2 separate regions of the Homo sapiens genome follow, and region 1 is linked to region 2. Evidence: chromatin contacts called from ENCODE Hi-C or POLR2A ChIA-PET data. All regions are on one chromosome and are shown on one strand. The core of a region is the stretch at or near the end of the contact, and the rest is flanking DNA. Distances in the headings are between cores, read along the strand shown. Region 1 has its middle 60 kb from the start of FHDC1. Region 2 overlaps ARFIP1 (ARF interacting protein 1).

Region 1 (2,891 bases), core at 371-2,870, 150 kb after region 2:
TGCCACCATGCCCAGCTAATTTTTGTATTTTCAGTAGAGATGGGGTTTTATCATGTTGGCCAGGCTGGTCTCAAACTCCTGACCTCAGGTGATCTACCAGCCTTGGCATCCCAAATTGCTGGGATTACAGGCATGAGCCACCACGCCTGACTTAGGAAAGCTTTTAACCACAAGTTTAGCATCTAACCTGGTGCCTTCCTCTTCCCTCTCTCTTCTTTCCTCTCTCTTTCATTGAGCATCAATTATGTGATAACCCTGTGGTAGCATGTGGGCTTCCGAAACTCTCAAGAATCACTGTCCAGTGGGGGAGGGGGTTGTGAAAATAAGTCATTGCGATGCGTAAAGAAGAGTTTTTTTTTTAATGACAATGTCGTCACCTGGGACACTGGAGGCAGAGAAGAAGTGCTGGTTAACTCGGGCAGCATTGAGGAGGGGGACTCTTGGGGCTGAATTCTGTCAGGAGGGCAGCGGTGAAGAGCCATCTGAGCCAGGGCCACCATGTGGAGGTCTGAGTGAGGACAGCACAGCGCCTTCAGGTGGCGTGAGGGTCCTGAGTTTCTGGAGCAGGAGGCTGAGGCCCAGAGGCTGGGTGGTGATGGGCTGGGGCGCAGGGAGGTGAGGCTGCAGGGGGAAGGGAGGGAGGCAGAGCATATCCTGGGGGCAATAATTCATCAAAGAACAGAGGGGGAAAGAACACATTTGCACTTGAGAAGATCCTCTGGAGGTTTCTGGTGAGGAAAGACTCTGAGGGCAGGCAGGGATTGTGAGGCTATGACGTTGGTAGAGGTGACAGAAGCTGAAGCTCTGTCCCCGGCAGCTGTGGTGAAGGGAGATGGGCAGCAGGAGCAGAGGGAGGAGGCGTGGCCCTGGGCACCTGGGGCCATCTGAGTGGAGACGGGGTGGGCAGCCTTGGAAGCCCAGGGTCACTGCTTCACACACATTCATGGAAAGCTATAGAAATGTGTAGCCCTGGGTGTCCAGAGAACTGAGGATCTGCAGTCCCAGTGAATAGGGTGTCACCGGGGCAAAGAGTGAGAGAGCCCTTCTGAGCCAGAGAAGTGCCTCCCCTGTGGAATAGGGGTCCCCAGTCTCGTAAAGCAAGCAACCATCAGCAAGTTGTTTTCCAAAAAGGAGAAAAGGCCACGGGGCCGACTGTCAGCCTTGCCTGGAAGACGGAAGACATGTCCTGCCCACTTAGACCCTGGGAAAGGTTATCCAGGTTGCATGGCTGTCCCCATCCTCAGGACAGAGAGGATGTGGCCCAGCCAGGGGGCAGGCGCAGCTGTCTGGCAGAGCACTTCCATGGGACACCCACACATGGGGAGGATGGCTTCGCTTTGTTCTTGTGCTCACCGGCCATGACAGGGGAGCCTCTTCTTTCCCCTCTCCTGAAATGGAAACCTAAACGCAGCCTCTGAAATTAGTAGGGCCATCTTGACTACACCATACTGAGGAAGCCGCATTACCTGAGGGAGAAATAATTATCTTTCTGCTTACTTCAACGTTGACTTTGCTGAAGAGAAATTTTCTTCTCCTCTCCACCCATTCACCAAACTGGACTTTCAGGCTCTGCTGCTCTCTGGGAAAGTGTTCGGGGTTACCAGTGCCTCAGGTCTCTCTTCTCCTCCTCCTCCCACGGGCCCCCTATCCCCAACAGCTCGGTTTGTTTGTTTGTTTCCTCTGAATCCCTCTTTTGTCCCCTGACCTCAGATCCATGGCCAGGTGGCCAAGTTGAACGCAGGTGCAGCCTCGGCAGTCCTCCTTCCCCTAGGCAGTGCTGCCAGGCTCTCTCCAAGGGCCCTGGAATCTGTCCTCAGCACAGCCTTGTCTGAGCAGGAAAACCCCAGGCTACAGCCAGCTTCCTGGCAGAAGTGAGCTCCCTATGCTTAGAAATGATGCCAAAAATTGGCCTCTGAGGCCGTTTCAACGCTGGCCATACTTGCTTCCTTCCTGGGCCCCTCTGGCAGCTCCGTGCCCTTCCGGAAGGAGGGCCACTTTCTCTACCCTCCTGTGGGAACAGAAATTGGGGGGATTTTTCAGCCCAGCTTGGTTAGAGTGACACATAGCTGTGGACGTCTGGTTAGGGACATGTCAAAACCGCTGGGAAGCTTATGTTTTTTAAATAAAAATAGAACAAATTCAGTTGGTGTTTCCAGAAAGTTCACCCTGTGGCACTCTGGTGACCTCCCTTCCTTCCTGGCCTCCTTCAGCCCTTCCTTCTGTCCTCCCTCACTTCCTACCCTACCTGGGCTGCAGGAAGACCCCCTAGGAGGCTCAGTGGGGTACAAATCCTAGCGAAAGCTGCCCAGGAGGATTCGGATACAGCACAAAGCTTGGGAAGCTCCACCTTATCACATGTTGCTAGTGCACTGCCTGCTGTGGCGGGAGGCCGTGTCATTTAGATGAAAAATCTGGGCCTGAGTCTCTGGAGAGAAAAGGCCTGGGAAAGTGGGTAGGAAAAAAGAAGGCGGTTGTCTGGGACTGGTGGGGCAATTTGTGTCCATGAAACCCAGTGAACTATTTGTCCCTTCGGTCAATAAAACATTTGACCTCATTCCTGCAGGGTCTAAAAGTTTGAAGCCTAGACTTTCTTCCACATCTTTGAATTAGACCATTTTGCTATGATTTAAGCCAGAGTTTTGAATTCCTGGGTCTACCTACAGCCCAGGTAAAATAGGAAGAGAGAGAATATAGAGGGAGTGAGAGAGGATGTGGGGACAGCAGTTATTTTGGATTCTCAAATATTATTTATTTTGTGAGATGGGGTCTTGCTCTCTTGCCCAGGCTGGAGTGCAGTGGTTGATCATGGCTCACTGCAGCCTCAACCTCCCTGGGCTCAGGTAATCCTTCCACCTCAGCCTCCCCAGTAGCTGGGACTACTGGTGTACACC
Region 2 (2,793 bases), core at 198-2,697:
GATTCATTTTAATACTGTTTGCTTTTCAGCTATAGGCTATACTTTTAATACTATTACTACAAATTAAAATTTTAAGTATATTTTTAATATACACATACATTAAATTAATTCTGGATTGAGAGTCCTGTTGAAAATACAATTCATAATGAAAGGTTGAAGGCTTATCTGTCTTAATTATAATCTGAGAGTGTGCCCTTATTTATAAACAAAAGCTATTAGTAATATGTTTTTTTTTATTTCTTGGAGGAATTTTGTTGAAAATACAATTCATAATGAAAGGTTGAAGGCTTATCTGTCTTAAATTATAATCTGAGAGTGTGTCGTTATTTATAAACAAAAGCTATTAGGAATATGTCGTTTTTAAATTTTTTGAAGGAATTATTTTGAATGTAGATACATATAAATATTTCCACAGTGATAGTATGTGAATGAATTCAGTATTTCTTTGATGCAAGTTGGTACATGATTCAAGCTTTTGAACTACTTAGAATCTAGACTAAGTGGGTGAGGCCAAGAGGGTAGGCAGTGAACCACCAAAAGGTACTTGTAAGTTCTTGTTAAATATTGTTGAATGAATGGGAGAGAGGGAGAAAAGAAGATTGAAATTGTGTGTCTGTGGCAGGCAGGTGTGTGTGTGTATGGTGGTAAATGGAAAAAAATCAATAAAAATGTTAGATTTACTCTCTTGATTAGATGGAATAAGATACAGGAGGATATTGTGATCATAAAGTGAGTTATTAAACTTATTTAAAGTGAGAATCTAGAAGTGTTGCTTCCGAAGTGATGACAAGGTCTAAGAGTGGCAATTTGAGTTTAGGTTGCCTGAGTGGAATATGGGGTATGAAAGATGAAAGGCATTAGAAATGAAGATGTTAATGAAATCTGAGACTAAGGTGTAGATTGGGTTATACTAAGTCTAAAATGTCTTTTATCTGCCCTGACACTTTTTTGGCATGTTGTCCAACTACAGATTCCCAAACCTGATCCAGATTACCAATTTTACGCATTTCTGCAAGTATACGGAGGGAAAATAAAATCACATACCTTTACATATCATTATTACTATCCCCTGTCATTCTGCATCAGCATAGGTAGGCAGGCTCATGGAACAGATTTTAAGTGTTTTACAATTTATATTTTAAAATATAGCAACTTACTACCTACCATAACATTAGTGGACTGTATTTTTAATGATCGGTGAAAACTTTCAGCCTAGACAGCGAATATATCAGCTTGGAAGGAATTGCTAACTGAACATCTATAATCATTTCCTGAAAATGTGCCCACCAACATGCAAAAGGTTAGAAACACCCAGTTTAATGGTGAGAGTTAGGGATAAAGCAGAAGCCCTAGATGTGCCAAAGTCTTCAATAAATATTTGAAATTGACTGGAAAGAAGGTAGATGACAATGTTGAGGTGGGGACGAGGGCAGTGAGGAAGGTGACACACAGGAAACGGGGGGGTTGGGTAGGGGCAGAGTTGCACAAGAATGGAAAGCAGTTCTCTACAACAGTTCCTCAAAATAGACTAAGGATCGCCTGCATCAGAATCACCTGATTTCCTTGTTTTGAAATTCGGATTTCTGGGCTTCACATTCCAACTCAGTGAGAATCACCACACAGCTAAGAGCAATCTGCATTTTTAACAGGATCCTCAGGTGATTCCTACTGAAATTAAGGTTTGAGAACTGGTTGTTTAGAAGTACCAATAGAGAGTTTAGAAAATGCTGACCCTGCCTTCTAACAATAGAATATTGATAAGTAGAATGTTGGAAGATAATCAGTTTTATAAAACTCAAGATAATTGTGGAGAAGCAGAGAGGCCACTTAAGGGGGGTTAATAGTGTTACAGAACTGGGGATGTGGAGGCTGTTGTAATAATAGCTTTGCTTCTGGCAGATACTTTTTATAGACAGCTAACTGTTAAACTAACAAAGGAGATTTTAAATTAACAGAATTCATCAAACATTTAACATAAGTGTTTTAGTTTGTTTCTTTAAAAAATTTATTATGTAGATGCTTTGGAAGGTTTTGTCCCTTTTGAAGCATGAGATGTTACTGAGAAAATTTCTTGCCAAATGAAGTAATAGACACTCTGCTAGATGTCAAGAATACAAGTGGTGAACAAGATAGATAAGCTTCCTGATCTTAGCATATGGTCTTCGGAATGGGAAGAGAGGATATAGACAAATTAATTTTAATACCATGTGAAAAATGTTGTGCTAGGCCAAGTATAGCATGGTCTGAGTACTGGTGGGAGCATGGAAAGATTACCTGAGTGATTACTATATAAGCTGAGGTCTGAAGGATGACCTAGCCAGATAAAGGGTGAAAAATATTCTCATCAGAAGCAACTGTAACAACCCGAAGGAAGTGTGAGACCATAGAACTGGAAATTCATGTTGTTGGAATGGAGAATGTGAGGGCAGGTGTGTGAGAAATGAGGCTAGAGAGATAAGTAGATAGTAGATCCTGCAAAACCTTGAAAACCATATTGAAGAGTTTAGTCTTTACCTAAAAGGCAATGGAGAGCCACTAAATGCTATAAAAATGGGAGTGTCTCAGTTGGGTTCACATTTTAGAAAACTGTCTCTGTCTAGTTTGAAGAATTGATTGCGGGACTGACAGTACTAGAGACATGGGAAACAAGTTCAGTCATCAAGGGCAAAAGAGGAGTGAGACTTAGGACATTCTCAAGGATATATATTTTAAAACAAATTTACTGAACATTTTGTGTTCTTCATGTGTTGGTTTTACACTACAGTTCAAAAGTATTACCATGCTAAATTTTAA

Evidence for each region. A loop is a pair of places that touch in the nucleus more often than their neighbours do. ChIA-PET counts read pairs that join two places held with the same protein, here RNA polymerase II (POLR2A). Pooled maps may share reads with other maps.
Region 1: a map of mammary epithelial cell shows a loop between it and region 2 (2.5-fold over the local background). The contact joins two enhancer-like sites. A Hi-C loop is called at or near these places in 2 of 168 maps with a recorded cell type or tissue (PC-9 and mammary epithelial cell) and 4 of 50 pooled maps. POLR2A ChIA-PET finds 5 or more read pairs at or near these places in 3 of 52 experiments (WTC11, activated CD4-positive, alpha-beta T cell and activated T-cell).

The regions. Positions count from the first base shown.
Region 1 is chr4:152,994,596-152,997,486 of GRCh38, forward strand. No RefSeq gene overlaps it. Among named protein-coding and RNA genes, the nearest start is that of FHDC1, 60 kb to the left of the region's middle. Within about 2 kb of position 1,621, at least 5 of the 41 ENCODE cell types and tissues checked have a DNase peak (open chromatin) inside an H3K27ac peak, as active enhancers do; they include PC-9, where a contact is called at or near this core.
Region 2 is chr4:152,849,049-152,851,841 of GRCh38, forward strand. The region is part of intron 2 of ARFIP1 (ARF interacting protein 1); the gene reads left to right. Among named protein-coding and RNA genes, the nearest start is that of ARFIP1, 70 kb to the left of the region's middle. RefSeq lists enhancers at 1,369-1,663, 1,550-2,208. Within about 2 kb of position 1,448, at least 11 of the 41 ENCODE cell types and tissues checked have a DNase peak (open chromatin) inside an H3K27ac peak, as active enhancers do; they include PC-9, where a contact is called at or near this core.